Regions from separate parts of the Homo sapiens genome. Here region 1 is linked to region 2. A link is a loop called in an ENCODE intact Hi-C map of the cell type or tissue named here. Cell type or tissue: body of pancreas. All regions are shown on one strand. Links, peaks and the distances in the headings refer to the core of each region. The heading gives the core; the rest is flanking DNA.

Region 1 (4,393 bases), core at 124-4,123, 600 kb before region 2:
CCACTACATGGGGAAATACGGGATGCTGTTACTCACCTCTGGAGTTGGTATAGGAATTACGTTATAGGGAGTCAAAAGATAGTACCACCCTTCCCCACCTGGGTCTGAACCAATTCTTGAATAAGATAAAAGAGCCAGCATATGGAGGTCCCAAATCACCTTCCTTACAACAAAGGCCAGGTTGTATAACACGTAGCTTACCTCTACAGGCCAGGGGATTCCCTGACGTGTAGCCCCAGAGTTCACAGACCTACCTGGCCGCCAGGATCCCTGGATCTTCACAGCCCCTGTAAAGCTCATAGAGTGAGACAGTGAAGCCCCCAAAGGGGAGGAGGTGGTGGGAACAGGGAGGGCCGTGCATGCCCAGTTTCTCCTCCCAATTCCCCACTCAGATGCTTCTCCCTCTAAAGATGTACTGAGGTGAAGAGCCGGGAGTGTCTCAGCAGGCTGAGCTCGCTCCCCATGGAAGGAAACCACAGAAGCCGGGGAGTGAATTAAAAGATCATGTGAGGAAATCTAAATGATGTGCTCACCCCAGGGCCTGGTATCTGATAAGGACACAGTAAACAGTAGCTTTAAACATCTTCAGCCTGGCTTGGTTTACTCAATGCTTTCATGCAAATATTTATTGAGTGTGCACTTTGTGCAGAGTTTGTGCCAGCTACTAGAGAGGATACAGGAAAGCAGCCGATTCCAAGCTCTTAACTACCCCTACCATTCTGTTGCTGCTGTGACCATTGCTGCTCAAACTATTTCTTACTCCTGGCTAATGTTTATTAGTTGGATCCTACACATCAGGAACTCATGTCTGCTGCTTCTGTATATTATCTCATTTAATCCTCAAAATGACGCTAAGGAGTGGTTATGATTAGAATCTTACTTTGGGAGGCCGAGGTGGGCGGATCACGTGAGATCAGGAGTTCGAGACCAGCCTGGCCAACATGGTGAAACCCCGTCTCTACTAAAAAAAAAAAAAAAAAATTAGCCGGGTGTGGTGGCACACGCCTGTAATCCCAGCTACTTGGGAGGCTGAGGTACGAGAATTGCATGAGCCTGGGAGGCAGAGGTTGCAGTAAGCGGTGATCATGCCACTGCACTCCAGCCCGGGCAACAAAAGCAAAACTCCATCTCAAAAAAAAAAAAAAAAGAATCCTACTTTGCACTTGCAGAATGTGAGACTTTAGCAGTTGAGGTGTCTTGCTCACGGACTCGTTGAGGGTAAGTGCAGGGCAGGCCTGGAGCCGATGGATTATATAGCAAAGCAGGTCGATGTGAGGTGACCAGATTTGTCCCTTGGCAATTTCCTTAAGTGTCCACCGCACATCATAGGCAACAAGGGCTCAGAGGTTCCCAGGGGTGGCTTTGGAGTCCTGCAGCCTGGCTGCGAGCACGAGAGCCATGCAGGTGAGGTGGCAGATATTCAGCTCTTCAGGACATTTCCCCAACCATTTGGATGTGGCTTCACTTCCCCATGAAGGGCATAAACTTGGAAGACATAAAACAGCTCTAGGGGTGGGAATGAAAGTAAATTAGGCACAAATTCGAGAGGCAAAGGACCATTGCAGCAGTTTGGCAGGCCGAGGTAGGAGGATTGCTTGAGCCTAGGAGTTTGAGACCAGCCTGAGCAACACAGCGAAACCCCATCTCGACAAAAAAATTAGCTGGGCATGGTGGTGTGCGCCTGTAGTCCCAGCCACTCAGGAGTCTGAGGTGGGAGGATCGCTTGAGTCCGGCAGGCAGAGGTTGCAGGGAGATGAGATTGCACCACTGCACTCCAGCCTGGGTGACAGAGCCATACCCTTTCTCAAACAAAAACAAAAACAAAAACAAAAAAACAGGCAAAGGACCAGCTTTGAAACCAGCACTGCCTAAATGCAGCTGTGCTGTTCATTGTGAACTATGGGTTTTGGGTTGCACAGTTGCTTGATTGTCCCTTTAGTTAGTAGTGCTTTGGTTCCTTTCTCAAGGGCAGGGCCCTCATCCTCTTCTGATGTTCTCCCAAGCCAGCTTCTAGCCCTGCTGTGTTCAGGAGGGACTATTTGGGCAGTACAGCTCTGTTGCTTATGTGAGGTCAGACAGAGGCCTCCCCAAACATAGCTCTCTGAGCTTCCTGGGACCTGCACGTCCCTTTTGCTGTTGTACCACAAGGATCCACTCTTCTTCCTGGCTGGTGGGGGCTGGGGGTGGGGGAGTTTCTCAGTCCCAAAGCAGAAATGGCAGTGCCTGCATTGTCTGGGAAAGAATCACCTCCTGTTTGTGAGGTTTCCTGGGCTGCCCTCCCTACCCAATTTTCAATAATGTTGCTAACGAGCCAGAGAGAGGAACCAACATAATTCACAGTACACAGTTATTAAAATGAGCAGACCTGCACAAGAAGACACACACATAATGGGCGCTCTAGGTTGAAAAAAAACATACAAACTAACCAGGGCACAGAAGTAAGGGGGTCACAGTTCACTGTTCACTGTGTGTCTTAGATTCAGCTTCCTGAGGAGCAACTCAGAGACAGGGATTTGTAAGCAAATGGTTTAACTGGGAAATGGTCCCAGAGAGCACCATAGAGAGTGGTGAGCTTGAGAGAGAAGGAAAGGAAGCTGGTTACCACTGTAGGAAACTGGAGTTTAATCCTACTGGGGAACTCTGTAAACAGTGCAGAACATGAGTCTCAGCTCTGTCTCTCCAAAGAGTGAGGTAGCTGCGTGTTTATACACCAACTCCCACCAGCCACTGGTGGAGGGCCCCAGGCTGCCTTGAGTTTGTCTCGTGATGGGAGGTTCTGGTGTGCTTTCATGGCCAGAAAAACTTGTGGAAAGGGAGATACAGATGCTGGCTGGTGGAGGTCAGGCCAGCCTGCTCAGAAACAGTACATAGCCAAAGGGTATGGTTGGGGCACTGACAGCTTCTGCTAAATTGTGGGAACTGGTACCTTCCAGATGGTGAGTCATTCAATCCTCATTATAAGCTGATGAGGCAGGTGATGTCCACACTATAGAGATAGGGGAGCCAAGGGGCATACAGTTCTCATGTTTCTTGACTAGAGCATTGTTCTCTAGAGCATAGGATGTTTTTAGCATCCTGGACTTCTTCCGCTAAATGCCAGTGGCACCTTCCCATTCCTCAGTCATTGTGATAACTAATTAGCCATCCAAATTGAATAAAAAAATCCTCTCCCCTCCCAAATGCTGAGTGGAAAGGATCTTCTGTAAGGCAGGTGTTCCATTTAAATCACTTTACATTCTACCCTAGGGTCATGTTTATTGGTTAGATTGAGAATGAGCTAATCTGCAGCAACATAATTGTTGGAGCACCCTTTCCATGTTCTGTGGAATGGGAATTCTTAAACTGAACTCATGGGAGTGTCTGAGGACTGAGTAACAAACGTGTTTAGCACAGTGCCTGGGAGAAAGTAAGTGCTCAGACAACCTCAGCTGTTATTATTGGCTGAAGAGAGCTCTTTTTTTCAACAGCAATGCATTTCTTACCTGTTCCTCATTTCCTCCCCGCTCTCTCTTTTTCCCTGTGTTCCCTGCCCCCATGATACCCCTGTCCAAACTCCTTGAGACCTCTGGGCAGAAGAAGGAACTGATGCTTGCGTCTCTGTTTTCACAAAACAAAGCTGTAGTTATCAGGCCAGAATCATCTCTCAGCTGAGGCTGGAGCAGTCCAGAGAGGAAAAAAGGCCACATGTTGGGTAGAGATGCCATGCTGACAGCTGGGATTCAGCCCTGAGTGTTAGCGAGTGTTGTGTGGGTGCGTTCAGGGGAGCTGGAAGCTCAGTGTGCACAACATGTGCATGCCAGGCCATCCATCTGCACACTCATGAACAGCAATGTCTAAGTAGATGCAGCCTTCACAATCTTTTACCCAGACTTTTGTTTTCTTTGCTGCAAAGCCAGGTCTTTTATAAGCCTTTGGCCATGTTTGGCAATATTCATGTCATGCCTCTTCTAGAACCTGTTCAAGCCCATCACAACGTGTGCTGCCTCTCACTCCAATTTCCCTCTCCCCAAGCATCTTCACCCAGATGGGTTTAGGTTAAAATTGGTAACACTCCTGTGGTGTGTGGGGAAGGGGAAGACATGTGACCAGGGGAGGCCTGGGGCATAACGGCTACTTAAATTCTGCTAATGGAGTGATGGAAGTCCAGCAAGGATGGTGACTGCTTTCTTCCTCACCATAATCCCCATAAGTGTGCACTTTCTTGGGTACTGCATGGCGTGTAGTTGATGGAAGACTCAGCCCTGTAACTTTTGCCTGGGTCAGGCCTGAGTGCATGGGTGGAGGGGAGGGGTCAAGTTTATGAGTTGATTATGAACTGATTATAAGTAGAGCAGCCTCAGCCTGTTTTAGTGCTAGTGGCAACTCCAGGGTCATTCTCAACACTACACCAACG
Region 2 (4,393 bases), core at 144-4,143:
ACCAGCCACTGTCATTATAGTATTTATAATACTATTATACAATTATATAATCACATATGTCCTATACAGTATACATTATCTTATTTCAGTATTATAGTACCTTATTTTATTCTCTTTGTTTCACAGAGGAGGAGCTCAAGAGAGGTAAGTAACCTGCCTAAGGTTACCTACCTAGAAAGTGGTAGGGCCAGAATGCAAGCAGGGTGTCTGACTCCAAAGCTCAGTTCCCAACCCTTACACCATGGAGACATGCGGGCATTTCAACAGCATGGGAAATGCTCCTCTGCTTCAAATCCAACTAATATTTTCAGGACGGGGACAACTTTTCAACTTATAGTAGGGCTGTAGCTTTGTCAGTCCTGATGATCTGGTAGTTAATGTTGGCTTAATTGTTCTGTGATTTATTATATGTTTTATTTACAACGCAACAGTGTGCATCATGGCAAAAAAGAGACCCATCTAGCTAAGTCACCTTTCTCTCCATATTCCTCCCTTTTTGAAATTCTTTTGCTCAAATGTAATCCCTTTCTTTGGCATTTGGAGCCCACACTGACATTTGACGGTGTGATTTGGGCAGCTGAGCACAAGCTGGATCCCAGTGGCACATCTGTGACTTCAGCCACATGGGACCATGGCAGAATCTTGGATCCTCATAGTTTTATTCCTGCCTGCAGGGTCTGTCTCCTCCCTGCTGCATCAGGGGGCCTGATCTGGCCATCATGATCGAGTGGGACTAGCAGGTAGTTATGACCCCCAACTGCAGGGACCCCATGAACTTCTGGGGAAGAGGCCGCAAAACAACCTGGATTCCCTTCACCAGACAGAAGAGGCCTTAACTGCTGCTACATGGGTTATGTGCTGAAGGGTAAAAGGCAGCCCTAATGTAGACATCACCTCAGTTAAAATGTTTCTCTCGAGTTTAATGGAATACTGCAGAGATCTAAATGGAGATAAAGTACCACGGCTCAGAGAACAGCCAGGATGCTATCTTTATGCAGCATGACAATGTTCAGTGGTTAATTAGACACCGTTAACCTATTTTAGCAGGGGACATAACCGAGATAAATGGGGGGAAGCGTCCTTGAAGTCTCTTAATATCCACAGCACATACTGGACCCTAGACCCACCTCCCTGCTGCAAGGCAGAACAGGCTTAAAATAGACGAAAGTGCCAAGCACCTGGAGCCTTGCCTGTGCCCGTGGAAGGCCCTATGCGAGTCCATCCCTCAGGGATCACTCCGACCTGGGGAGGAATGTGAAGGGTTTGGATGAATGGTTCTGACTATAACTTGTTGCAGGTGAAAGAAACGCCAAAGCCATAGGAAGGCACCTGCATGATTCCCATTACAAAAGAGACAAAACTGCAGCCAGGGGCCAAAGGCATGAAGAAAAACTGGCCAGGGGAAGAGCAGGAAAGAGATACCAACTACGTTGATGCCAAAGCTACTTTACATTTTTAAAATGTCAAGTAAAAATTTCTTCCTCTGGAGGAAAAAAAATCAAAATGCCATTTTCTTGCAAGGTTTTCTACCCTCATAATTTTTAAATGTCCAAGAAAAATCTCACAGTTGCCTCCAAACCTCATTGAGGTAAATTTTACCAAGGCATGAGAGAGAGAAGGCAATATTCCCGGATCATCTAATGCCACCAGCAAATCCAGAACCAAGGCTCTACTTTATAAATGTGTGAAGCGCCAAATGAGCCTTTGCAGTGAAAACCCAAATGTGAGGAAAGGAGAAATCTGCCATTGTCATCTTGGCCACACTGCTCATTCAATCCCAGGCGGTACACTGGATAATTGGGGTCCCTCTGCTCTAAGCTGCCCCCACACCTGCAATACTCATTAAAAGCTAGATATTTCTCATGAACTGAAGTTTTCCTTGTCCAACAGATTTCTCCTCATTTAAATCTCCCCTGAAAGCTGCAGTCACCACCCTCTTTCCCCTCAGTTCCTAGTTCTTGCCACTCATGTGTTTAGCATCTAGTATATGCCGCTAGGTACCATATTTTCTTCCTTCTTTTAAAACAGGCAGGTATTCCCTAACACCCAAATTTTGGCACTCTGGGGTTTTAGGTCACGCTAGATCATATTTAGCTCCTGCCAGCACAGTTCATCAGTAAGATGTCTGGTAGACTGATAAAAAACTCATGCCCATGTCCTCTCTTTACACTGCCAAGGCCTAGTGAATCACAAGGCAATTCCTGGGAGAATGTTGCCCCCTGCTGCTCACATTAAAAATGACAGCTTTGTTTTGCTTCAAACTAAATGTGTGAAAAAAGGTTGAAATACACAGAAACGCTTTGAGTAGCTACAGTTATGGGAACATATAAAATGTAATATGCCTGCTATCAAGAAAAGGCAGCAGAGTTTAGAACTCTAGAGGTTTTAGCCCTCTCAAATGAACATTTTTTTATTCAGGAAACCATTACTGGATCACTAATCATCTACTAGGCAGGAGTGAGAGGTGTTGGGAATTGGGGATCTTTTGCTCAAGATTTTACAATCTGGTAGGAGAAAAGAACATTACAGAAATAACACTAACACCTCCATAAACTTACATACTGTAAGGCCAAAAAGACTCTCACCACCAGATGGGTACAGCGGTGTGCACCTGTAATCCCAGATACTCAAGAGACTAAGGTGGGAGAATCACTTCAGCCCACGAGTTTAAGACCAGCCTAAGCAACACAGCGAGACCTCATCTCAAAAACAAACAAACAAAACCCAAGAAAACAAACAAAAGACTCCCACCACATCCAAACACTCCCACCACATCCAAACACTCCCACCACATCCAAACCCTCCCACCACATCCAAATACTCCCACCACATCCAAACTGTCAGCTGCTAGATGAAGAAGTGGAGACCAGGAGTCCTCAAAGAGATCTAATGAAGGCTCCAAAGCCAGTGGACGCAGTGCTGGACCTGGAAACTGAGGTTCACAATCCCTCATTCTACTGAGCCCCAGATTTGACAGGACAAGTGAGGAAGGTGTAAGCAAACTGTCACAGGAGCACTAAAGAGGGAACCAGCCATTCTAGCTGGGGATCTGGGGAGGCTTCATGGAAGCCTTGCCAATGGAGAGATGAGGAGGCTTGCAATGGGCAGAAAAGCTGCAGGAGGGAAACCACTCGAACAGAGGTCAGAGGCATGCAGGGGCTGAGGTGTTCGGAAAACAGAAGGGGACATGGTGTGGCTGAAATAAGGAAAAGGTGGTGGCTGGAGATGAGAATGGCGTCAGGGCTGAGTGGGTAAGCAATAAGACCAAATAAGTTGGTATTACTGGTGTCAACTCTATAAATACATACACTGACATTGATCAGGGATCAGGAGGGATTTGGGGGCTTGAAATTAACCATGGGTTCTTTGCTTTCCCCCTTCAAGTTACTTATGCCCACATATAGAGACCTCAATGATCTAATATTTTGCAACTTACCTTGTATCCTGCAGTACAAAAGCAGCACAGAGCAGTTAAATGGAAGTTCTTATTCTTCCCACTGGGAGAAAGAAGGGGGTTGGGGGTGGGGAGAAGCAGCTAAGAAGAACCGCTGTATGAGTGTTCCCCAAATGTCTGCCATTTCCAAGTGCCACCTTCACCAATTTTGCTATAGCTATGTACTTTCTGCAACCACTTAGCATTTTCTTTAAATTGATTCCTTGGTTTTAATACATTTTTTTTAAAAGAAAACTCTACATCTTCATGGAAAGCTATCATCACCAGCCATAGGGAAATAATTGTAAAAAAAAAAAAAACACACAGCTTTTTAAAAACTACAAACTTTATTAGCTAGACATTGCTGTTTGTCAAAAATCCAAGAGCGTACGGCCTATTTTGTATTAAAAGGGGAGATTAGTAGGGTTAGAGAAGTGTTAAAGAAACACTGGCTGTAAATGGAGACTTTTCCATTGGCATGATCAGAGGATGTGAAAGCTAGTGGAAAAGAATAACTTTGGGACTAGACACGAATCTTGGGAAAATCGAGCTACAAGGATGGAAGATGGAGATAAACGAGACTGGATGTGGTGACTGAGACTAGTAGAAACCATGTGCCACAAGTCAAGGGACAAACTTCTCAGTGCTTCTGGAAACCTTTATTTCAATTCATGTTTAATTGCTGGAGTGGGTCTTTTACTTTTCCTGTACAGAAGTTTCTGCTCTATAATGGGGAAACCTGTAAAGATTTCCTTCTAGTAACTAACCCACCATCTTCTCTGCTTCTGTTCTTTTACATTCTGTGATTTCCCCGAAACCCCATAAATACACTGAGACTCACCCAAGTCATGAGGTACATGAAGAGAAGGTGCCTCAGTTCTGGTTGCTGGCATGCGAGCCACTGGGGGAGCACAGGACCATGTGTGGCAGCCTCCTGGGAGGCTCAGGGCCCACCCTGGT

Evidence for each region. Hi-C counts contacts between places; a loop is a spot of excess contacts. Peaks named below come from ENCODE experiments on the same cell type or tissue, not always from the same donor. Only the 100,000 strongest peaks of a DNase experiment are listed, where the experiment ranks them.
Region 1: a loop joins it to region 2, with 5 times the contacts of the local background. A loop is called at or near these places in 73 of 110 quality-filtered maps.

What each region holds. Positions count from the first base shown.
Region 1 is chr14:76,650,275-76,654,667 of GRCh38, reverse strand. No RefSeq gene overlaps it. Among named protein-coding and RNA genes, the nearest start is that of VASH1, 110 kb to the left of the region's middle. In body of pancreas, for the core only: no CTCF peak of the experiment used is centred there; no DNase peak of the experiment used is centred there.
Region 2 is chr14:76,048,818-76,053,210 of GRCh38, reverse strand. The region is part of intron 3 of IFT43 (intraflagellar transport 43); the gene reads right to left. Among named protein-coding and RNA genes, the nearest start is that of IFT43, 65 kb to the right of the region's middle. In body of pancreas, for the core only: a CTCF peak has its summit at 2,218 (motif pointing left); a DNase peak (open chromatin) is centred at 2,200.